Regions from separate parts of the Homo sapiens genome. Here region 1 is linked to region 2. The links are chromatin loops, found by intact Hi-C in ENCODE. Cell type or tissue: heart left ventricle. All regions are shown on one strand. Links, peaks and the distances in the headings refer to the core of each region. The heading gives the core; the rest is flanking DNA. Region 1 has its middle 160 kb from the start of LINC02659. Region 2 overlaps LOC124902544 (a long non-coding RNA gene).

Region 1 (12,676 bases), core at 5,409-7,908, 240 kb before region 2:
GCAATTGGCTTGTTCCCAGGATCCCATAATTCATGGACATGCACAGAGGCAGAAACCTGGTTAGGGGCAGTCTCTGGGACCCCCTCTCTGTTTCTCATGCTCCTCCTCTCTGCACAGGCAGCCCTCCCCTCTCCATGTGCCTCTGTGGTTTCGGGCACACTTTGTGCTGGTTTCTTCAGTGATGAGATCTCTCATTCCACTCTCTCTTCTGTGTATTCACAGGCTCCTACAGAAGAACCCAAATGCAGCAGGCGACACCCATGTGCTGTGGATGCAGCAGCACTTGTGTGTCAGCTCATGAACACAGATCGCTCACATCTGCAGCGTTCACAGGCACCAACATGGCACCTCACGAGACATCCCAGAATTCAGGGCATTGTTAGGATAATTAGGGGTCCAGCTCATGGAGAACATCCTGCTCACCTCTCCCGGTGAGTCAGGAGGACTCTGACTTGCCTTCTCCTCCACATCCAGCCTCCCTCCAGCCTCCCCTCCCCTCCCCTCCCTGCTCCTGGCAGATACAAAGCAGGGAGCACAGCCAGACGCCAGGCTCTGTGGGGGTAGCTCCCTGCTGAGGCTGCGTGGAGTTAGTGTGTCTTGGCGGCACACTCCCCACACCCCACCTCAGGCACTAGCCGGGCACCACATCCACATGTCTCTGTGGCTTCACCCATCAGAAGATCCTCTGAAGACCTCACTGACATGTTGATGATGCAGATATAAGAAGGCAGAAAGTAAATGATGAGGTCTTATCTGCTGTCCATTTTATAGAAGTTAAGCTGAATGACCTCCACCTAGATAAGTGGCAATGTGTGTGTCCAATCTTATATCTGTTTTACCTATATTTATACATATATGTTTCATATGTTAATTTGTCTTAATTATCTGTACACCTAAATGCATTCATGCCTTCTATTAAGTCTATTCAGTAAAGGGAAAGGAGTGAGAGAATTGAGTGTCTCCCTTGTCCTGGATGTTTTATACAGATGATAGCACTTTATTCTCACAGTCACATTAAAGCAGGGCTCTCATATCTGAGCTGGCCCATCCAAATGACCTGGGGGCTTCTTAAAACACAACTTTCTAGACCCCAGTCCTAGGTTTCTGATTCAGCAGGTGTGGGTTGAGGTGTGAGAAGGTGGATTGCTGATGAGTTTCCAGGTGAGGCTGTAGCGTCTGGCCCAGGGACCCCACTTTGAGAAGCACAGTTTTAAAGAAATAGGCTCAATTTATGTTGAAAAATTTGAGGCTCACATTTGAGACGTAAAGTCATACAGCTAGTGACAGAACAGGATGTGGGCCTGGCAACACTCTGCCACCCTACACAGCACAGAGTTCCCTCGGTGTTTTTAAATGCCACTCCAAGGGCACTGCAAGGCAGCAGGACCCATGCTGCCCAGCGTGGTGTGTAGAGGCTGACAGTCTTGCACTGTGTGGTTGGAAGTTTCACAGCTACCACTGCCTCTGAGTGACTGTCTACATCTGTTAGCTTTCACTGGGTAAGAAACTGCTCCATAAGGGAGTGGCTTAAACAACTATTTATCAGTGCTGGGCAGTCTTCAGGCCTGCTGGGCAGTTCTGCTGTTGAGGTCAGGCTAACTGATGGAAGCTGGGCTTGCTCAGGTCTGGGGTCAGCTGACAGGTCAGGTGGGGTCTGCTGGTCTGGAGCCCTCTGTGCTTGCGTGGAGGTTGGCTTCATTCTGGCTGAGAGGTGGGGAGTCAGGGCCACGAGCTTCTCATAATCCAGCAGGTGACCTAGCCTCGTTCACACAGTGTCTGCCAGATTCCAGAAACGAGGGCAGAGCGTTAGTGGTGTGCAGAGGGCCTGGTTTGGATCTAGTACACATGGCTCGTGCCCTGTTCTGTTGACTAAAACACTAGAATGGCCAAGATCCAAGGGGTGGTTACAGGAAGGGGTGGAATTTGTGGCTATGTGAAAAATGGACCCTACTGTTTGTTCTGTATTACGGCCACTGCATGTCCTCCTGTGTCCCTATCCCACACCTGGCTCAACAGCAACAGGGGACAAGGAGGCCAGCTCTGCCTCTCATTTGTTGCTTCCTTTGTGGATGGCAGGAAGACAAAATCTATCGTGAACAACAGCATGCCACCAGGGTTTCCTCCTGAGAAATACGTTTTTCATTTTCCATGGAAAGCTCTTAAATGACGTTTCCTTGGAACCATCAGCTGTATGCATAAATATGGAGTTCAAATGGATATCCAGTTTTCACAGCTGTGTCTGTGCTAAATTAAAAAGAACAGAAAAACAAAGAGAAAGAAATAAAATGACCTCTGGCTTTTTGCAACAGAATGGGGGTGCAGGGAAGGAATCCTTCCAACACCGTGCAGCCGGCTTCATTACTCCATCATGTGCAGATTGGACTCTTAATTAATCATGGCTGAATTTTTGCACTTTTACTCTGGGGCTGGTGGTTTATTTTCTTGTTCTAGTGCCCACATGAGCATCCTCTGGCAATAAAACATCCAGAGAGAAGTTATAAAAACATGTCATCTTGGTTATAACATATGGCTAATTGATTTTTGAGAATCGCTTAATTGTGTGACTTTAGTTAACTAAACAACAATGCCTGTTTTCACACCTCTGATATTAGCTCATACGATTTCACGACCTGCCCCTGCTGAGACACACTCCATATTTCTGACCATAAATCTGGCCTCTGCTCAGCTAGCATATTTGCTCCAGCTTTGTTGTGGTAGTTTTACTGCATTGGTTGCCTTTAAAAAAAAATTATAGTTGGCAATAAGCATTGAGAAAGGTTTAAGGGTAGAAAGAGGTTTTCTTTTTTTCCAGTCTATATGAGCTGAATCTTTAATTTCTTCCTTAAATAAAATAATAAAAGGTAGTTTTCTTAACAACTTTGCCCAACATGGATCTCTGTAGGTTCCACTTAAACAGAATATGAGAGCAACATGAGCCTGTGGTCTTTTTTACAGAGGTTTACAAAAGCTCTGCTGAGTTCGATTAATTGCCTGGAGTTTCACAGGGGTCCGTGTCAGTTACAAGAGGGTTTTAATGTGGAAAAGTTAAGATGATAGGCATGTGAGGAGGAGGGAGAGGAGAGGCTTGAGTGAGAAGAAGGAGCTAGGGAGGAAAATAAAGGTGTTTGAGAAGCAGTGGGAAAAAAGCCTTCAGTGGATAATGAGAAAGTGGGTTGGAAGACTCAGCATATTCCTCTAGATTATGGTACAGGCTACAAAGATGGGGGAATGAAGAGATCATCTTCCAGTTTTGCTCCTCTGGAAACTAACTGCCCGTCATGGTTATTATGCAGAGTCAAAGTACAAGATCCCTGTCAAAAGCCATAGCCTGGGGTAGAAGTAGCCACCCTCAGCGTTCCACAGCTTCACTTGAGATTGATGATGTTTTATTTTCTTCCTTACTATAAAAGAAGCCCAGAGTAATGATTACAGTCTATAATAATAGCTGATACTTGCATGTTTTTGCCATGTGGTCAGGCAGTGTTCTAGGTGCTTTGAGGATGTAATTCCTTAAAGCCTCACAAGGACCCTGTGATGCAGGTACTATTGTTACACCATTTCACAGATGAAACTCCTGAGGCACACTGAGGTGAGTAACTTGCACACAGTCAGGTAGTTGCTGTATGTACATGGCAAAGCAGGGACTGATGGGCTCTTTGCTACCTTGCCTCCTTGTTTGGATATTCCCCAGGTAAAGCCTTCAACAAGGCCCTGGGTGCTAGGCCCTGCAGTCATCGGTGCCAGGAAAATACACTGGGGCTGATTCTCGAGGTGGAAAGATGTATGCCTTTTATTCCCTTTCTTGCCTTACTACACTGGCTAGAAGTTGCAGATGATGTTGAGATCTTGCTTCATTCCCAGCATTTGGAGAAAAGTATTTCGCATTTTGCCATTAAGTGTGATGTTAGCTGTAGGTCTTTTTGTTGATACTCTATCAAGTTGCGGAAGTTCCCCCTACTCTTCATTTTCTGAGAGTTTAAAAAAAATTATAAATGGTGTTTTTTTCTGTATCCATTGATATGATCATGTAATTTCTTTCTCCATTAATACAGTGGATTACACAGATAGATTTTTTAGTACTGAACTAGCCTTGAACTCCTGGAGTACACTCCACTTGGTCATGGAGTATATTCTTTCTATATATTGCTAAATTTGATTTGCTGATACTTTGTTAAGGATTTTTGCAACAAGAGAAGGAAAAGAGTATGCAAAATTTGAACCTTCACCTGAACAGTGGGCAAACCCAGGATTGCCTAAAGTTTCTGGCTCTGTGGGGCCTATCCTGGCCAGGCCCCACTGAGGAAGACTGCTGTGCCATAGTGCCGACAGGATGGGACCACATGGTAAAAGAAAACACAGAAAAAAAGGACAAACCTGAATGTTCTCATCTGGACCATCCCATTCTTGTAAAAACAAGCAAACAATTATAAAAGGTCACAGCTTTGTGCGATTCTTAGGGGAAGGTCTCAACCAAAGCATTGAGACTGAGTTCAGTGCTAGATGCCAAGCAAGAACCACAGAAAAACCAAACAAGTCACTCTTCTATACTTTTGTATCAAGATTAAAAATTTTCAGCAATTTTCATTGAACAGAAACAAAGCACTCTGCAGGAATGCAATCCCCTCAGCTATCAATACTTGCCTTCATCCCCCTCAACCCCACCATAACAGTCATGGTGAAGGTCAGTGTGCCCCAGGCTCTGTGGCTGACTAACTTTAGGGAAGAAGGACACAGGGTCCCAGGCAGGGGGCACCATTCAGGCAGACCCCACTCTCCACTTTGTCCAAGCATGTTCCTGCCTTCCTGGGTGACAGCGGCTTTTCTGTGTACCTTTGGCCTAATTCCTTGTGCTGGCTCCTGCATTGGTAACCACCCTGTTGTGACCTATAATTCATCTTCCAAACCAAGGATGTGGCAATTTTGAAAGTGATTTTGCCAGAACAGCAGGCCTAACCTAGGATTGCTTGGGGCAAATGGACCCATACGGTCCGTCTTCTAATATTTGAGGTTCTCCAGAAGTGGGGCTCTGGGTTGTCCTTGCCAGACCCCACTCCCCACCATGGTGGCTACGAAAGGTCTGCCTGTTCCCTGCCCCAGCAGCTGAGCCCCTTCTCCTCTCTTCCAGAACCCCCTCTGCTGTCTTGCTCTGGGATCTCTAACAATCTATTGTCTGACCCTTGAACCCTGCTGTGAAATCTTGGTGTGTCCTACAGCCGTCCGTTCTCGGGCTGGACTATGCCTGCTGGTGCTTGCCCTTTGAATTTTGTCCCATGCTCTTGCTACAATCTTCTGGATTTCACACCAAGTGAGTCACTCTGTTCTCTCCACTCCCACCGGGCAGACCCATGAGGCCCCTGCATGCACATGCTCTCTGCCTCTCGAGAAGCACTCCTCCCTGTTGGGGATGCAGTGGGGGATTGAATGAGCCTCCACTGGTTTGAAAGCTGAGGGGCTTTCGTGTGTTGCCTTCCTCTTCTCCCTGCTATTTATACCTCCTGTAGTATGATTTCCCTTTCAGAGGTTAGATCCTGAGGCTCAGAAAGATTAAGGAAGCAATTCCTTGTATTCTGTAGTGCCCCTGTAGCCTCTTGGAAGTAGGCTTAAGTTGGGAAACCCAGTCCAGCCATGGCAGAACTTGGCCTTTATTTATAAGGGAAATGATAAGAATGTCCTGGACATTGAAAACAGGAAAGAGAAGAGATATTCGTACACCCATGACCGTAGCAGCATTATTCACAGTAGCCAAGAGATGGAAGCAACCCAAATGCCTATCAATGAACGAATGGAAAAGCAAGTGTGGTGCATGCATACAATGGACTATTATTCAGCCTCAAAAAGGAATGCCAAGAAAGAAAATTCTGGCACATGCTACAATATGGAAAAAGCTTGAAGACATTATGCTAAGCGAAATAAGCCAGACACAAAAGGACAAATGCATGATTCCACTTATGTTAAGTACTTAGAGTAGCCAAATTCATAGAGACAGAAAGCAGCATGGTAGTTGTTAGGACCGGGGGAAGTGGGATGGAGAGTTACCATTTAAGGGGTACAGTTTCAGTTTGGCATGATGAAAAGTTCTGGGGATGGATGGTGGTGATGGTTACCCAAAAATGTGAGTGTTCTTAATGCCACTGAATTGCTCACTTAAAAATGGTTAAAATAGTAAATTCTATGTTGTGTATATTTTACAAAAATTTTGAAGAAGAGGGATGTTCTGGATGTTCACTCCATAGGATACTGCTTCGTTTGTTTGGTAAGGGCATTTCACTCTTCACCCTGTCCTCCTCCGCAATCCCCGCTTTCCTGGAAGCCCCCACCATCTGGCCTGAATCTGCACTATCAACTGCATGTACTGCTGATGGGCTACTCGTGCCTCTGGAGAAGTCTTCACAGACACACTAAGCAGGGCCTGGCTCTGCCCAGAGTCTGCTGGCTCCCTGGCTCTGAGGAGACATGCCAAGCCCTGCGTTGGCAGGCATTGGGAGTTGCTCTCACTCCTGTGCAGCATGGAGATGCCAGGCAGAGGGAATGCATTATGCAAGCCCAGTTCTGAGACACCACGCATTGTGCTTTCCAGCCCAGCCATGCAATGCTGACCATGTGCAGTTATTGCAGCAAGGCTGGTGTCCTGGGGACAGGGCATCCTCTCTGTATAGCCAATGTCTCAGGGCCTCCTTGGTGCTGCTGTAGTGAGTCTAGGAAGCCAGGAGATGGATGAAAGCACTGTGGAGCCTTGTCACTCCATCACCTCTGTGTACAGAGGAGGGGGCCAAGGCCAGCTGTCCTAGATGCTGCACAGACACAGGGAGGTTTGGTCAGATCTGGGGTCTCCTGACCCTGGGCAGCACGCACATCATGGTCCTGAGGGCTGTATGCTGCCTGGCTGTTCTTGCACAGTGGCTCCAGGAAAGAACTCGGGAGGAGAAGTGTCTCTTTCTTTTATATAACTAGCTTCTATTTATTTTTACCTTTTACTTTTGTTGTGTTCAAACATTTTCAAATAATGTGCCCCTCGAGCTCATAATTAAATAGCCCAATCCTTTTACTCTTCACAGCATGTATCAGATCAAATCAGAAGCTTTTCCACAAACTTTAAAAAAATATTGTAGATTAATAGGAGTTTGCAAAGATTGTACAGAGAGATCCTGTGTACCCTTCCAGTAGGTTTCCCCATGATTACTTCTTATGAGATACAATATAGCATCAAAATCAGGACTTGGATATTGGTGCAAAGTGTGTGTGTAGTTATGGCTTATTTTATCACATATGTAGTTTGTGTATCCACTACTCCCATCAAGATACAGAACTATTTCCTCACTACCAAGATCTCCAGATCTCCCTCCTGCCACCCACCCCTCCCCACCATCCCTAAGTCCTAGAAACCACCAATCTAATTTCTATTTCTATAATTTTGTCAATATGAGAATGTTAAATAAATGGAATTATATAGTATGTGACCTTTTGAGATGGGCTTTTTTTTTTTCTACTCACAATGCCCTTATGATCCATCTAGGTTGCATGTATCAACAATTTCTTTTTATTGCTGAATAATTTTCAGTGGAACCAGTTTGTTTAACCACACTTATCCATTGGAGGGCATCTGGGATTAGTTTTCTCTCTTATAAATCGAGCTGCCTCAAATGTTTGTGTACAGGTTTTTGCATGCAAACATTTTCACTTTTCTGGGACAAATGCCCAGGAGTGCAGTCCTGGCTCAAACACCAAGTGGATATTTAGTTTATAAAGAAAACGTCAAACTATTTTCCAGAGTGACTAAGAATTCACATTCCCATTAGTAATGTATGAGTGATCCAATTTTTCCACATTCTCACTTGCATTTTGTGTTATTATATTGTATTGTAGTAAGAATATTTAACATGAGCTCTACCCTCTTAACACATTTTAAGTATACTATATAATATTGTGAACTAAAGGCATAATGTCATAAGCAGATCTCTAGAATTTACTCATCTTGTATAACTGAAGCTCTGTACCCACTCAAAACAATCACTTCCCATTTCCCCCTACCCCTAGCCTGGCAACCACCATTCTACTCTCTGCTTCTGTGAATGTGAATATTTCTGATAATTCATAGAAGTGGAATCATGCAGCATTTGTCCTTCTGCAACTGGCTTATTTCGCTTAGCGTAATGTCCTCAAGTTTCATCCATGTTGTCAAATGTGGCAGGATTTTCTTTTTAGGGCTGAGTAATAGCCATTATCTGTGTATACCACATTTTCTGTATCCATTTATCTGTTGATGGACATTTGGGGTTGTTTTCACATCTCGGCTTCATAATGCTGTAATAAACATAGTAGTAAAAATATTTCTTCTGGATCCTGATGTCAATTCTTTTGGATGAACACTCAGAAGTGGAATTGTTGAATCATATAATAGTTCTATTTGTAATTTTTTGAGGAACCTCTGTGCTGTTTTCCATAGCAGCCATGCCATTTTGTTTTTCCACCAGTAGTGTACAAGCGTTCCAATTTCCCTACATCTTTGCCAACACTTGTTATCATTTATATTTTTGATAATAGCCATTCTAACAGTGATATCTCATTGTGGTTTCAATTTTTAATTTCCCTGATGATTAGTAATGTTGAGCACCTTTTCATATACCTGTTAGCCATTTGTATGTTTTCTTTTGAGACATTTCTATTTAATTCATTTGTCTATTTTAAAATCAGGCTATTTGTTGTTCTACTATTGAGTTGTACGCATTCCTTATATATTTTGGATTTTGACTCTGCCCGTCTTATATATTGCAAATATTTTCTCCCATGCCACAGGTTGCCTGTTCACTTTGGTTTTTCTTTTGCTAGGAAGAAGCTTTTTAATTTGATGTAATCCTACTTGTCTATACGTGGTCTTGTTGCCTGAGCTTTATATGCCATATCCAAGAAATCATTTCCAGGACCAATGTCATGAAACGTTTCCTCTATGTTTTCTTCTAGGAGTTTCAACTTTGAAGTTTAAGTATTTAATCCATTTGGAGATGATTTTTACGTATATTGTAACAAAATGGTCCAATTTTATGCTTTGGTATGTGGATATCTGTTTTTTCCAACACCATTTGTTAAAGACACTCTCTTTATCTCCCTATTGTGTAGCCTTGGCACCTTGTCAAAGATCTTCATAGGGCCATATATGCATGTGTTTATTTTATTTTTTCTGGTCTAATATGTATGGAGTTATATGTCATGGTGGCTTTAACTTGCATTTTCTTAATGGCCAGTGATGTTGAACATCTTTTCATGTGCCCATTTATTATTCATAGATCCACTTTGATAAAATGTCTCTTTACATCTTTGGCCCATTTTCTAATTGAAATATTTGAGTGTTTTTTAATGTTAAAATTTGAGAACTATATTCTAGATATGAGCACTTTGTTAGATGTGTAGTTTGTACGTAATTTTCTCTAGTCTGTAACTTGCCTTTACTCCTTTAACAGGATCGTTAGCAGAGAAATCACTTCAGGTTTGGATGAGTTCCAATTGGTCATTTATGTACTGTGCTTTTGGTGTCATGTCTAAGAACCTTTCTCCAAGCCCCAAATCTCAAAGATTTTCTCTTACGTTATCTTCTAAAAGTTCTTATGTTTTACATTTAAATATATGATGTGTCTTCAGATGATTTTTGTAAAAGGTGTGAGGCTTAGGCCAAAGTTTATTGTTTTTGCCTATTTCATTGCTCTCGCACCACTTGTTGAAAAGACTATCCTTCCTCCAAGAAGTTGCTTTTGCACTTCTGTCAAAAAACAGGGGAACACATTTGTGTGGGTCTACTTTTGGGTTCTTTACTCTGTTCCATTGATCTATGTGTATATCCCTTGAGTAATATGCCATAGTCGTGATTACTTTAGCTGTATGATCTGGATAATTCCTCATATTTTATTTTTTTCAGAATTGTTTTAGCTATTCCATACAGATTTCTATATAAATTTGAGAACAATCTTATTTATATCTATCTAAATTGTCTATATCTACAAAAAAACCTTGATGAAATTTTGATAAACCTGTATATCAATTCAGCAGAGAGTTTGTCTTCACCATATTGAGCCTTCTAATCCACGAATACAGTATGCATCTCCATTTATTTAGGTCTTCTTTTATTTATTTCATCAGCATTTGGTAGTTTTCAGCATAAAGTCTTGTATATATTTTCTTAGATTTACACTTCAGTATTTTTTTATGTTTCAACGATATTGCACTCAAAATTTTGGTTTTCATATGTTCATTGGTAGTGTATACAAATACAATTGATTTTTAAATATTTATCTTGTATCTGTGAACCTGTATCTTGTTGAACTCACTTATTCTAGAATTTATTTCGGTAGTCTTTTTTTTTTAATCTGCACTGGCTATCATGTCATCCACAAATAGGAACAGTTTTATTTCTTTTTTAATCTGTATGACTTTCGTTTCATTTCTTTGCCTTAATGTGCTGGCTAAACCTTTCAAGTATTCTGTTGAGTAGCAGTGTCACATGAAAGTAGAATCCATGCCTCATTCACAATCTTAGGGGGAAAACATTCAGTCTTTTACCATTAAGTACAATGTTAGCTGTTTTGTAGATATTCTTTATTAAGTTGAAAAAGTTTATCTCTACCCCTATTTTGTGACAGTTTTTGTCATAAATGGGTGTTGAATTCTGTCAAATGCTTTTTCAGCATCCATTAATATAGTGGATTACACTGATCGATTTTTCAATATTTAACCAGCCTTGCATTCCTGGAACAAGCCATACTTGGTCATGGTGTATATTCTTTGCACATATTGCTAAATTCTATTTGCAATTTTTTTTCTTTGTGGTATCAGGGTAATATTGGCTTCAGGGAATATATTAGAAAATGTTCTCTTTTTTTCTGGAAGAGATTGTATAGATTTGGTGTGGTTTTTCTTAGATCACATATTAGTCCCTTCTTGCACTGCTATAAAGAAATGCCTGAAACTGGGTAATTTATAAAGAAAAGAAGTTTAATTTGCTCAGGGTTCTGCAGGCTGTACAGGAAGCATGGCTGTGGAGGCCTCAGGGAACTTAAAATCATGGCGGAAAGTGAAGGGGAAACAGGCACGTCTTTCATGACCAGAGCAGGAGGAAGAGAGAGAGGAGGGAGGTGCTATACATTTTTAAATAAACAGATAACGTAATAACTCACTCACTATCATGAGAACAGCACCAAATGGGAAATCTGCCCACATGATCCAATCACCTCCCACCAAAGCCCACCTCCAACATTAGAGATTACAATTTGACATGAGATTTGGGTGGGGACACAGACTCAAACCATATCAGACTATTTGGGAGAATTCTCCAGTGAAACCATCTAAGCCTGGATATTTCTCTTATGGGAGGTTTATAGTTATGAATTCAACATTCCTACTTGTTTACAGGATTATTCAAGTCATTTATTTTACATTGGAGGAGTTGTGGTACTTTGTACTTTTTGAATAATTTGTCTATTTTATCTATGTTGTCAAATTTACATATGTATGTTCATAGTGTTTATTTTTCGTTTGATGTCTGCAGAGTCTAGAGCTATCTTTTCATTTTTGATATGGTTGAATATCTGTAATCCAAAAACTCAAAATCCAAAATGCGTCAAAATCTGAAAATTTTTGAGTACTGACTTGACACTCAAAGGAAATGCTTATTGGAGCATTTTGGATTTTGCATTTTCAGATTAAGGATGTTGAACTATAAGTGTAATGCAAATAGTTCAAACTCTGAAAAAGTCCCAAATCCAAAACACTTCTGGTCCTAAGGATTTTGAATAAGGGATACTAAACCAGTACTGGTATATTGGAATGTCTTCTTTCTTTTTAAGTTTTGCTAGAAGTTAATGAATTCTATTTTCTTTTGCAAAGAACAAACTTTTACTTTCATTGAAGTTCTGTACTGTTTTTCTGTTTTCAATCCCACTGATTCTTGCTCTTGTTTTTGTTTCCTTCCTTCTACTTGTTTTGGGTTTATTTTGATTTTATTAAGATGAGAATTTAACACTGATTTGAGACTTTTTCTTTTTTCTAATGTAAGCATGTAATGCTATAAATTTTAGTCTTGGAACTGCATAATTGCATACCATAAATTTTGATATGTTGCATTTTAATTTTCATTTTCAATGTAATTTTTATTTCCCTTCTTTTAGTTTTCCTTTGAGAGAAGCTTTATTCATCCTTTATTACTTAGGAATATTTTGGGCGAATATATAATTTGGGGTGAACAGTTTTATTTCTTACATCACTTGAACAGTGTTTTGCCCCTCCCTTGGGCCTCCATGGTTTCTGATTAAAAAATCTACTGTAGGCCAGGCGCGGTGGCTCACGCCTGTAATCCCAGCACTTTGGGAGGCCGAGGTGGTGGATCATGAAGTCAGGAGATTGAGACATCCTGGCTAACACAGTGAAATCCCATCTCTACTAAAAATACAAAAAATTAGCCAGGTGTGGTGGCGGGTGACTGTAGTGCCAGCTACTCGGGAGGGTGAGGCAGGAGAATGGCGTGAGCCTGGGAGGTGGAGCTTGAAGTGAGCCGAGACTGTGCCACTGCACTCCAGGCTGGGCGATAGAGCAAGACTCCGTCTCAAAAAAAAAAAAAAATCTACTGTAATTTAAATTATTTTTCCCATGTAGGCAATGTGCTGTCTTTCTCTTATTGCTTTCAGGATTCTTT
Region 2 (12,676 bases), core at 4,162-6,661:
GGGAAGAGGGAAGGAGACATGAAAGAAAATAAAAAGAATATAAATGCATTTATTACCATTGAATGTACACTTAAAATGGTAAAGATGGTAAATTATATATGTAAAAATTAATTTAATTTTTAAAAATAACAAAAAATAAATACAAAAAAAAGAGATAGCTATTCCCACAAGAAAAAAAAGTTAGAAAAGTATTCTATATAGGAAGAGATCCAGGCCAAGCATGATCTTTTCTAGGGTTTATCAGTATAAATCGAGGCATGTATAAAAAAAATTTCTAGGGTAGTCAAGATTTTACTGTAAAGCCAGTAAAGGGACTGAAATGCAACCACCAAGAATATTAAGGAAAAGAAAGGATTAAATTTGATTATTAGTAAATTAGAACAATTTACTCCAGGGAGGCTGAAAATGGATGAAATCGCTCCCTTTGCCCCTTTAAATATCACAAAATATAATTAACTTGGATTCAAATGCACACATCAAAAAGCAGGAGCATTTATGAGAGTTGTGTGATGGGATTTGATGTGAAAGGAATCCATATAAAATGTTCCTTCCCCAACCACTGGGCCTGGAGGACATCAATCAGTCCCATAGTGATGGTGCCATCCAATGCCGGGGATAAGAGATCACACTCAAGGACTCACCATGCTTCTCAGAGGACAGGTCAGAAAGTTCCCCTGCCTTCCGTGTGGATAGCAGTGTGGAACTTACAAGTTGCATTACTTTACAGCCGCTCTTTTGTTCCCACTCATTTTAAAGCTATGAAGGAAGTTGAATGAGGCAGCCATGGTTTCAAGGAATTGGGTGACTTGCCCAAGAGAGCAGAGAAAGTCACTAGTGAAATTGACCTTAGTTCCCTTATGAAGATCTTCTAGCCTGGCAATAGCACACACTGATGCTGGACTTGAAACTTGAGCAGCAGGGTATGAGCTGAGTCACAATGTTTGGCACTAGTAAAAGGCCAGCCCACAGAAGTTGGGATGCTGAGAAGAATTGGAGAGTGGGGCAAGGGAGAAGAAAAGTAGAAGACAATGCTAAGAAACTAATAACCTCTTTTACAAAGTGGAGTGTTGAGAGTCTGTCAAAAGTTGTCGTAGTCCGTTTGTGTTGCTATGAAGGAATACCTAAGGCTGGGTAATTTATGAAGAAATGAGGCTTATTTGGCTCATCGTTCTACAGGCTGTACAGGAAGTGTGGTGCTAGCACCTGCTTCTGATGAGGGCCTCAGGAAGCTTACAATCATGGCAGAAAGTGAAGGTGGAGCAGGTGTGTCACATGGCGAGAAAGGAAGCAAGGGAGGGGAGGAGGTGCTAAGCCATTTTTAACAATCAGGTCTCATAGTAACTAACTGAGTGAGAACTAGAAGAGTGCCCACAGGAGGGCACCAAACCATTCATGAGGGATCCATCTCATGACCCAAACACCTACCAGAGGCCCACCTCCAACACTGGGGGTTCACATCTCAACATGAGATTTGGAGGGGACCAACATCCAAGCTAACTCAAAAGTAAATGGAAATAGAAAGAAAAGGATGAGTGTATTATTTGAAGTTACAATATTATCAAGAGAGATGCTAGAAATAATCTAATTCTCAAACATTTCAAAGAACAGAGGCGGGAAAGGTTTGGTTGTCAGGCAAGCAAATCTTCTATATGCTTGACGCGATGTGGATAAATAGGTCAACAGAGATAAAGCATTTTATTTAGAACTGTGGGATAGGCCTCAGGACAATTACTAAGAGGAATACTAAAAAATCTCTGTATTGTGGTTCTGGGCTGGGGTGGCATCTGGTGAGAGGCTGCTCTTTCGTATTATAAACCCTTTGTAATATTGTATTTGATTTGTTGCTATGAATGTCTATTACTTTAATTTAAAAAATGACACAAGATCAATTTTCTGTATTTCCAGCATAGAGACAGTTGCTGTCTTTTCATAAAGAACGTTTTAAAGAGAAATCCCTACAGAAATAATAAATAACATGCTTGTCATTCCTGACTCCCAGGGTACATGGTTGCTTTAAAACATAGGTTTTATTCATTTAGGTGTGGCAAGGCCAACAGATAAGGAGGGGACTGCTGTTGAACAGATAGTCTGTCATGCACAGATCTGGAGAGGAGGTACATGCCTTGCCATGGGGGCCACGCTGTGCCATGGGGGACCACATGGGGAAACTCCAGTGTTGGTTAGAAGTGTGGGGGGAACTGTAGCAAGAGCCTTTAATGTGGTTTTTGTGAGAAGGAACCAGCAAGGCAGTACAAGTAGACTTAGAATGGACTACTTTGAATAATTTTAGTGGGCTCTGGACACAGGGGTGTCATGAGTTGCCTGGTGCCTGGCCCTGGGGTGATTAGGGCAGGTGGCCGTGGCCCAGAGGGTGAGAGCCCAACGGAGGAGGTGGTTGGGAGGGCTCTGGAGTGGTTGGTTTGCATTGGAAAGCTGTGCTTGCTGAAGTCATTTACCATCTCTAGGGACTGGCCAGCCTGGGAGGGGCAGTCCCTCCAGGCCCAGCAAGGCACCGAGATTTCTACACCTTTTGAAATAGTTTAGTCAAAAAGCACCCAGTGTCTATTTCTTGCAACTGCAAAAACAATATTAAAAAGAAAGCACTGATTGCTAGATATTGCCACCCTAGGTAGTGGTCACAAAGACCATTAGCCCCTGAACCCTCATGGATGGTTGTTAACAGAATCTTCTGTTTCTATCTCTGCTGTCCTTTCAGCCTTTCCCATTGTCCCCTTATCTGCCTCTGAACCAGAACAACATGCATAGTTCATCCAGTGGGCAGTGCGTCCTCAAGGTGAGTAGCTCTCCTGGACCTAAGTCCTTGCACGGCGAGCAACCTTCTGGCTTGCACTTGGCCACTGCAGAAAAAGGGAATATGCCAATCCTTTCCATGGGAGCATGGGACATCTCAGAGCTCATTAACAATTGATGCTTTGGTTACATATCAACTTTGTGTTTTTCATTATCACAAGCTAATTCCCACGCCAACATTTTGGATCTCTAAGCAACTGGCAGGGTTAAGCTTAGCATCCTGGCTGATATTTGGTTGCTATCACTTCAATGTTAATAATAGTTTCAGTCAACCAGCTGGCAATATGGTAATTAGATAAAGCCTAGAAACAGGAAAAGACAGTAAAGGTGTCAACCTGGGACAGGGAAGCAGAGTGGCAGCCTTCTCTGTGAACCTACCTAGCTTGGCTAAATTTTCATAACACAAACACATACAAGAACACTCTGCTATTAAAAAAAAAATCTGGGGCCCATCAGCTTTCTTCTCATTTTTCCAGTGAATGGTTGGCAGAAATCTTCCAAACTGTCTACTTGACAATTTGTTTAAAAGTATAGTTTTGCAGCTGGGTGATTTGTTTGCTCTTTTTCCCTCCAAGAATCAAGTGTTACAATCAGGGATAGCTTGTTATGATGGAAGCCGTGCGGGCAGTTTGGATTTTCATGGGTGTCCCCACCCTGCTGGCAGGCAGCTGGCTTTGGAGGCCTGTCCTGGATCCCTCTCACTGACTGCATCTCCCCTCCCCTGGTCCAGGCTCCAGTTTACATGGCTCTGCCATTGGGAAGTGGAATGGCAAAGCATATGCGGCCGTGCTGCTCAGCCAGGTACAAATAAGAGTTGTGTTGCTGCTCATCTGGGGCTGCTGGCTGCCTAGAAAAATGAAATAAAGTGAGTTTGTAACAAGCAAAGTCCTGTGAATTGTGGCCTCTTTCAATCATAAACAGACAGTTTATCCACTGAAAAGATCATATGGCCCAAATAATCAGAGTGACTTTGGAAGAGTAATCCACGTGGTTTTATATTAAAGAGGGGGAGGGAGGGAAGGAGGTGGCGGGGGGAGGGAGAGAGAGAGAGAGGGAGAGAGAGCAAGCCAGATTTCTCCACAGAAACAGAAACGATAGGATATACAGATATAGTTGGATGAGGAGAGCTGTTGTGAGAATTGGCTCACTCAATTATGGATGCTGAGAAATTCCAGGCCACGCCATCTACAAGCTGGAAGCAGGTCCAGGCCAGTCCAAAGGCCTAAAATCCAGGGAGGAAGGGGACTGGTGTAAGTCCCAGAATCCAAAGGCCTCAGAACCAGGAGCTCTGATGTCTGAGGGCAGGAGAAGGTGGATGTCCTAGCTCCAGAAGAGAGAGACAATTCACCTTTCCTCTGCCCCATTGTTCTCTCTGGGCCCCCAACAGGTTGACCAGTGCCACCTACATTGGTGAGGGTGGACCTTCTTACTCAGTCCACTGATTCAAATGCTCATCTCTTCCAGAAACGCCCTTACAGACACACTCACAAATAATGTTTTACCAGCCATCTGGGCATCCTCACCGCAGTCACGTTGACACCTAAAATTAACCATCTCAGAAAGCCAAAAGGTGGCTGGGGACGCGGGGGCAGCATCAGCCGGCTCCCCGCCCCCTGACCAGGAGAAGGTGCGCACCGTAAGCACTCCACCCTCCCATTCGGCCTCTGGCCCCAGGTGCAGCCACTGTGGACTCACCCTGCCTGGTGCGGAACACTCCCTCCCTGTGATGTGCAGTCCGCAGATGGAAGCCTGGAGGGCCCACACGCTTCCGAAGCAGGGTGGCCCTAGGCTGGCTTGTCAGCGGAAGCTGTCTAGCGGGGATATGGCGGTGGCAGAAGTGAGGGGGCTGAGGGGCGGGGCGGACTTTAGCAGGAGGATAGAGGGGAATGTCCTTGTTTCATAAAGCTGAAGTGTGCCCAAGCAATGTCCCGGTATCTCTGTGAAAGGTTGGCTGCCTGGTGTGACTGAGAGACCGGAGATTTGGCCCTGGAAGGTCAAGTGTGGTGGTCTTTTTCTTTTTTCCACTTTTTAACCTTTTTCTACTGTGGGGAGATCGCCCAAGATTACTGAATTTGCTAACCCCAGGGGAAGTAGGCATTTGAGTCTAACAGCGCCATCCCTCCCTCCACAAAACCCTGTAGAGCAGTGTTCGCTCTATGACGTGTGAAGGTGAAAAGCCACTCAGGAAACCAGAGAGATTTGGCACTAAAATATATGTTTTTCGTAACCAGGGCAGGTTGGGCTTCCCTTCATCACACACCAACAGATGCACACGGAGCCCCGCGCGGCCCATTCCTGAGGGCGGATTCCCCAGGGCAGGGCGAGAAAGGCCCTCGGGCCCCTGCCTGTGTGCCCATCTCTCCATCCTAGGTCGAGGATGAGCGGGTGTGCGCAGGCCCAGCGTGGGAGAGGCAGGCAGGCCAGGAGCGGCCCGCCAGAAAGGTGCAAGGGAAAGCCCCAGAGGCGGAGGGGAAGGTGAGAACCCGGGGCGGTGATGCTGCACGCCCCTGGGGGACTGCATGGAGAAGGGGAGGGTGCGCGGGGCCGGCTGGTCCAGTGCACTCCGGCGCGGCCCCGGCACCCGTGGGCACCGCCATGTCCTTCGCTCAGCTCCGCCGCGGCTACCTGCGGGGTCTGCGCGGCTGCGGTGGCCAGGTGAGGACGTCTCTGCCCTTGCGCGGCCTGCGCTGTATGCTTCCTGCCTGGCCCGCGCTTCCCCTGCCTGCATCACCCGCTGCCCGCGCGGCTCGGAGCGCGCCCTCTGCTGGACCGGCCACGGCCGGCGGGCGGCTGCCTCCAGGCTCCACCACAGGAGGGGGAGCACGCGCCCTGCTGACCGCACGCCCACGTGATATCGCCTTCTGCCATCGCAGAAAGCAGCGGTTCAGCCTCTCTGCCTGCACACTTGCGTGATGGGGAGCTCACAAGCAGTCCACTGCATTGCTGTCAACGCTGACCATTAGAAACAGCTTCCTTATGTTGAGCCCTTTGTCGCTCACTCCATTTGTCCTACCTCTGCCCTCCAGGTCTCGCCTGCAAAGGGCTTAGCTTCTCATGACAGCACTTAAAGCATTTCAACACAGCATTAGCACCACCTAACCCCAGTTCTTCTGCTCTGCCCAAACCTCCCCGGGCCCTCCAATCATTGTGGTATGATGTAGCGTCACCATTCAGATGACTCACGTTAGGACACAAACCATCTACAGAGTCCCTTCTCCACTGTGGTGCCCAGGAGTACACCTGAGCCTGCAGGTAGGGTCTGCCCACTGCACAGGACGGGACGTCGCCTGCGGGACTCTAACCGCTGGCCTTCAGACACACAGGCAGAGGTCACAGCAGTCGATGTGCCAGAATCTTCACACTTCTCATGCGCTCTGAGTTTAGGTTCAATTTTTATTCATTTTCATATGTTCTACTAAGTAATCCCATCCCTGAATCCATCCAGCGAACATTTAATTCCTAACGAGTGCCAGACAGCTGCTATTATTGCTGTTCAGTCTAAGGGTGTATCTTCAGTTTCTGCACTAAAGTTCATCCTGGCTTACCACGTCCATAATTCTCATTTATGTTAATCATTTGGGATGGTGATGTTTTTAAATATCCAATATATCTGTAATGGCTTCCAGATCCATCTAATTAGTGAGTTTGACAGGCAGCCTTCGTATGTCCTAGTGCTGTTAAAATACCGAAATCCAGCTTCATATTCCGGTAAAGAGGCTGCACAGCCCCTTTCCCCTTTGTGAAAGATTGCTTGACAAACTACCAAGGCTTTTATGAGGAGCCCATGAAGATCTTAACCTATTGTCTTTAAATTGATCAAAAAGCTTCCTCGTGTCACCTTGTCACATGCCTTACAGAAATCCAGAGACACTAAGTCCACCACATTTCCCTGATGTGCAGCCCAGTAATTGCACTAGCGTCTTGCTGCCCTGCTGGGCGGTTTTGACAGAACACCTGTCATTGCCTCTCCTGGTCTCTAAGCCTGTTGTTCTGCTGGGCAGGCTGGACACTGAGGTCCCACGACTGCACACAGAGGCACACTCAGTTCTCAAACAACCACTCTATGCACTCCTGACTCAGAAAGGAGCCTGGGACTCAAGCTTTGTCTCTGATGGTCCCCTGAGGCGGCGGGTGCTTTGTTCCTCTCTTGTGCTTAGCCATGCCTTGTCCCAGCAGAAGTGTCTCAAGTCATGGGGTTTCCCCATGTCCCTGCAGAGGGTATTTTAGTCTAAGAATACATGGCATTCTTAACAAGGGCTTCCTGATATTAATCATAAATAGTCCTGCACTGATTTCACACTATTATTCTTTCTTACAACTTTTGTTTTTAATACAGCTGAACACCCACCTCCTCAGGCTGTGCCTGAATATGTGTGTGATGTGTATGGTATGTAGGACAAGGATCCTATAGGAGATAATGAGTATTTTAAATATATAAGACATATTATTTACTACTATATATTTTTAAGGAGAGAGAAGATGTAGCATTTTCATTGCACTGGAAACTATACTGCAGTGATGGCTGAGGCCTAGATGTGTCCTTGAGGTGGAGGAGTGCTGGGGAGCAGGAGGTTGGGTATGGGGAGTCTGCTCTGTCCTGCTTTCTGGCCTCAGCTTCCTAGTTTAGTGAATGGCTGGGATGGGATGATCCCAAACATCACTCCCAACTCTTCTACAACATCCGCAAGTCATCACTTACAATATAGACCTATGGTCTCTGAGATTTGTAACTGACTTTTGTAAGAGTACTACTGCTACTAATGAGAATAGTAATTGACACTCACTCATTATGCATCTGTGACTTGGGCTTCAGCAATTTGCTGAGTTCTTATAACATATCTCTGAGATAGATGTACTACTCTATTTACAGATGAGAAAGACCCAGGTCTGGCATGCTCAAGCCACTCGTTCAAATGAACATGCTGTTATGCAGCAGCCAGAAAGCCAGGTCTGTCTGGATCTTTTACATCCTCTGGCCAGAGGCTGCAGTGTGGAGATTCTACCTGAGGAGACATACGGAATCTAGAACTCTGCAGCCCAGTGTCCAATATGGGATCCAGTCCGGGCGCGGTGGCTCATGCCTGCAATCCCAGCACTTTGGGAGGCCAAGGCAGGCGGATTACCTGAGGTCAGGAGTTCGAGACCAGCCTGACCAACATGGTGAAATCCTGTCTCTACTAAAAATACAAAAAGTAGCTGGGCATGATGGTGCATCCCTGTAATCCCAGCTACTCAGGAGGTTGAGGCAGGAGAATCCCTTGAACCTGGAGGCGGAGCTCTGAGCCACCTCCCCCAGTCTGGGAGCCAAGTCCTTGGCCTCCATGGTTGACCCACTTCTTGACCCTCTCCTTCACTAGGCAGCCAGTGGCTGCTTCATTACAGCTCCACACTTCAACAACTCCCAAAGAACCCAAATATCATTAAGCAATTTTATAGCAGTCTGGGGCTGACTGACAGTTCAGAAGTGGCTGCCGAGTTACTTGCCATCCAACAATTAGAAAACAGTCAAGGCCTTGGTGGGGGGTGAGGGTGCTTAGCACAGGGCTGAGGGCACAAGTATAATGTCTAAGACCCTGCACAGAGTCCTGCCAAAGCCTTGGCAACAATCCCAGTGCTGTGTCTGGAGAAAATGACAAATGTTCCAGAAGTGGGAGGGCACATGTCTCTCCTGGAGAGACTCTGCTTGAGGCTGCATTTACACTAGGGCACCCTTTGGGTTACTGTGGAAAACTAGATGACTAGAGCCCCAGTAAAAGCTGCCTACTGTGTGGAAACTGCATGCAGATAGTTCTGGCATGGGAGGGTGGCTTCCTGATTGAAACAATAATAATGCTGGTGTGTGTGTCACTACAAGGAAAGAAAGGTGATTTGTGGAAATAACTACTCATACAGAAAGACAACTCAGCTTGATTAGGGAGAAGTAAGGAAGACAGGGTAAAGAATGAATTTCCTCACCTACCAATGCCAGGAGCAGCTCCAGGACCAAGAAAGGGATGTCACTTAAGGAAGTGCTCCTGCTTAGGGTAGTAGGGGTGCAAGGTCAGCTCCTGAGAATGTGTGCCTCTTAAATGCTGGGCCCTGGGAGGGTGGTGTCTGCCTGGCTGTACCCTAGTTGCAGCCCTAAGCAGGGATTTAAGGATCTACTTACTTTAGCTTATTTATTCCATATAAAAGCTTCATGGTGCAGAATTACTATCCCCATTTTATAGATAGAAGAAACGGAGGCTCAGGTTCAAAGTCACCCAGTGAATAAACTCAGACAAATAGCCTCACGATCTCATAGTCTGCTTAAAACCATTTCAGATTTTTTCCCAACATTAAAACAACTCTGGGGGAAAGATAGATTAATCTGGTCAGAGTCATGTCCCAGCCACTTGCTGTTTGACTTGAGGCCAATCACTTAATTTCTCTAGGACTCAAGTTTCTTGGTTTTAAGTGGGGAGTAATACTAGGACATGTATAGATTTGTTATGAGGCTGAAATGAGAACATGCACATAAAGTACTCAGCAAAGTGCCTGGCACAGGATACAGGCAACGCTAACAGCCAATGAACAGCAAGAACCAAGAGTCACTCATTCAACAAAATGTTTCCATGCCCAGATGCCTCCAGCCAGTGACTACCCTCAAAGAGCTCATAGTCTGGAGGCAGAACAGAAAAAAAAATAAAGCAGGAGGAGTGAATAGCATGAAATAAGGCTTGTGGGAGCCAGAAGAGGAAATTTCCAAAAGTTGGGAGGAGACCCAGAAGCTACACAGAGGAGGCGACTTTGGAGACGAGTCTCGAAGGGCCACTCTGAGGCTTGCAGGCAGGAAGGGCACCCCAGGGAGCTGCGTTTCAGCTTGTGACCCCTTAGGAAACCCGAGCCAGCCTCAGGATGCCTGGAGTGGAAGGAGGGAAGAAGAGATAGGAGAGTTGGGTTCTAGAAAGTGTAGGGGTTCCAAACACTAATGGGTTTTGCCATGAGGACTTGCCCAGCCCAGACATGTGGTCCTTTTGCACTCTGATTTAGAGAGTGCCTATAGTCCCAGCTACTTGGGAGGCTGAGGCAGGAGAATTGCTTGAATCCGGGAGGTGGAGGTTGCAGTGAGCCGAGATCGCTCCACTGCACTCTAGCCTGGAGACACAGCGAGACTCCATCTCAAAAAAAAAAAAAGAAAGAAAAGAAAAAAGAAAAAAAAGAGAGTGCAATTCCTACATTCTAGTGCAAGGATGGTTTTGCTCAATCCTGGCACCCTAAAATCAGGGAATGGTGAGAGTCCAGGTTATAACCCAGAACCACCTTTCACTCTTTTCAGGATATAATCTTTCTTCTCTGTTCTTTTTCTTACAAGCATGGGGCTCCTGTATCTACTCCACCATCAGCTTCCTATGTTTCCAAACATGTTGCCCTCCGTTGGTGCTGTAGTCCAGCACGGATGCCTTCTGGACATCCTGGTCTGCACGTACCTAGCCGAGAAGGGGCTCTCTGGCAGCTGTGGGCTGACAGAGGCACTGGTGGCCTTTGGGGAGGGCAGCAGTTTAGGAAGAAAGAACTGCAGAGACCCCTGGGGCTCCCTCAGGCAGGAGCCTCACTGGTCAGACCCTCGGATCTCTTCATGTCTAGTGGCCATGCTGAAGCAGGAAGGCAACTTCTTCCTCTTAGGAGTGAAAGAGTGGTGTGATTACCAGCAAGATCATTATTCTTATCTCCATTTCTCAGGTAAAGAGATAGCACCTAGCTCACAGGTGGCAGAGTAGGGTTCCCATTCAATTTTTGCTGCCTTGGAAGTTACAGCAATATCAAACACTGCCAGGAGTCCTTCAGCTACGAACAACCAGCACTACTAATTTTCCCAGCTTCCCACTCTTACTTTGAATCACTTTTTTCCTCTTCATTGCTATAATGACACCAAGGAATGGAAGACACTTGTGTAGGTCTTCCCCGTCCCATCCACTTCCTCCCCATCACTTTCCTCCAGTGTTGAAACATGACTGGTCTAAACTACTCTTTAGGAAAAACAAACAAAAGCAACCACTCTTGGCCAGTCCCTAGACACTGGGTCTTTCCCACCACCCCTGACTCCTCCCACAAGCCTTGGTCCCTCCCACTAGCCATGAATCCTCCCACCATCCTCGGCCCTTCCCACCACCCCTGGCCCTTCCCACCATCCTCGGCCCTTCCTACCAGCCCCGTCTCCTCCACCAGCCTCAGCCCCTCCCACCACCCGTGGCTCTGCCCACCATCCTTGTCCCCTCCCACCAGCCCCAGACCCTCCCACCAACCCTAGCTCCTCCCACTACCCCTGGCTCCTCCCAGGATCCTCTGCCCCTCCCACCAGCCCTGGGCCCTCCCACCACCCTCAGCCCCTCCCACCACCCTCAGCCCCTCCCACCACCCTCAGCCCCTCCCACCAGCCCTGGTCCCTGTGTGCCAGCACAACTCACTTTGCTGCTGGTGAGCACGGTCCCCTTCAGGACCTCTAACCTGGTCTTTGGACCCTGCTTCTCGGAACCATGGCCCTTACAAGGTGGAGGTAGAGACCTCCCCTTCCTCGACAGTCCCCCACCTTTTGATCGCCACCTCGAAAGGAAGTAGAGGTCTAGCTGCTCAAAGGTTTGGGAGGCTGGGAGGCGGTGAAATGCCTGCAGCATGCAGTCAGGAAGTAAACTTGAATCTCTACGGGCTACCGTTTCAAAGGAGTCAGCTACGCTATGCCTCTGGGAATTTCAAACTGAACACATTTCTAAGTGGGCCGAGTAGCTCTCCCCTCCTCCCCTGCTCTCAAACACCTCTATGCTCATCTTTGGCCTCCCCAAACCCACGTTTCTTTTTATTTCTCAATGTGTTTTAGTTATAGCTTCGCTTTTCTCTTTCCAAACATCACCTCAGAAGCCTCATGTTTAACATTTCAAGGTATTTTGCTAAACAACGACATCTACTCTATAGCGAGATTGCTCCACCAAGTCAGTTGCAGAGGTCAACAGAATACATTTGGGGAGCTGCTCCGCTGCACACTCACAGACACACAGCAGTGTTTTCCTTCGGGCTGTATTTGACTAGGCCCAGGGTGAGAATATCATCCAAGACCCATCATACATCCCACCGGTGCCCTCATCCCTAATTCTGACACAAGGCACACTGCTGGCCCAGTCCTGGTGCAGCCTGGTGTGGCCGCAAGGAAAAGCGAGCTGTTTCTCTATTTTCTGAAGCTTTTGGCTGTTTTGTGCCAAGACCTATGGTTACTTTACTTTTGGTTATCATCTTTGGAAGCCCTCGGGCTCCATTTTTTTTTTTAAACGAGGCAGCTGTGAGCATCGTAATTGCAGTGATGTGCCCCAGCAACTTCCAGATTTTCTCTTTAAAATAGTTTTCTAGTTATAACTCGAGTTTATCATGTCATCATCAAATCACTGAGTAGAAAATGTTACATTTGGGTGTCATCATGGATAATCACTCTGAAGAAAGAGTTTTATTCTAGTAAAGACTGTGTTTAATAAAGCCTCTGGTGAACTTCAGCCTTGCCAGGCTGAGCAGCAACGGGTGACCCTGGCTGGGAGGGACTAGCTGTTGACTTTCCTCACCTCTTTCTTTATGCCCTGAGCCAGGCACCCTGTGTTGCTCTGTGGCAAAGAAAAAGTGTTTCCATTTTCAATATGTGGCTTAACTGCATGCAGCAGTGGAAGTTGCTGTGCCTAGCCCTGCTCGCGGGGCCACAGGCTTCTTGAGGCTGTGAGGAATATTGCTTTTCTCCTTGCACTTGAGAAGGGATGTAGACCTGTGGGTCCCTCTCCTCCATCTTCTCCTGCTATTGTATTATTGTCTTATATTGTATTATACAATCTTCTGTCCCAGAGCACATTGCCCATTCTAGGCATCCATTTTC

What was found. Peaks named below come from ENCODE experiments on the same cell type or tissue, not always from the same donor. Only the 100,000 strongest peaks of a DNase experiment are listed, where the experiment ranks them.
Region 1: a loop joins it to region 2, with 2.1 times the contacts of the local background. A loop is called at or near these places in 7 of 110 quality-filtered maps.

Annotation. Positions count from the first base shown.
Region 1 is chr10:44,064,014-44,076,689 of GRCh38, forward strand. No RefSeq gene overlaps it. Among named protein-coding and RNA genes, the nearest start is that of LINC02659, 160 kb to the left of the region's middle. In heart left ventricle, for the core only: no CTCF peak of the experiment used is centred there; a DNase peak (open chromatin) is centred at 6,468; H3K27ac peaks cover 263 bases.
Region 2 is chr10:44,305,614-44,318,289 of GRCh38, forward strand. The region is part of intron 1 of LOC124902544 (a long non-coding RNA gene); the gene reads right to left. Among named protein-coding and RNA genes, the nearest start is that of LINC02881, 19 kb to the left of the region's middle. RefSeq lists enhancers at 2,042-2,251, 5,202-5,704, 6,984-7,153 and silencers at 4,272-4,441, 5,286-5,615, 10,948-11,197. In heart left ventricle, for the core only: a CTCF peak has its summit at 5,598 (motif pointing left); DNase peaks (open chromatin) are centred at 5,266 and 5,588; H3K4me3 peaks cover 937 bases.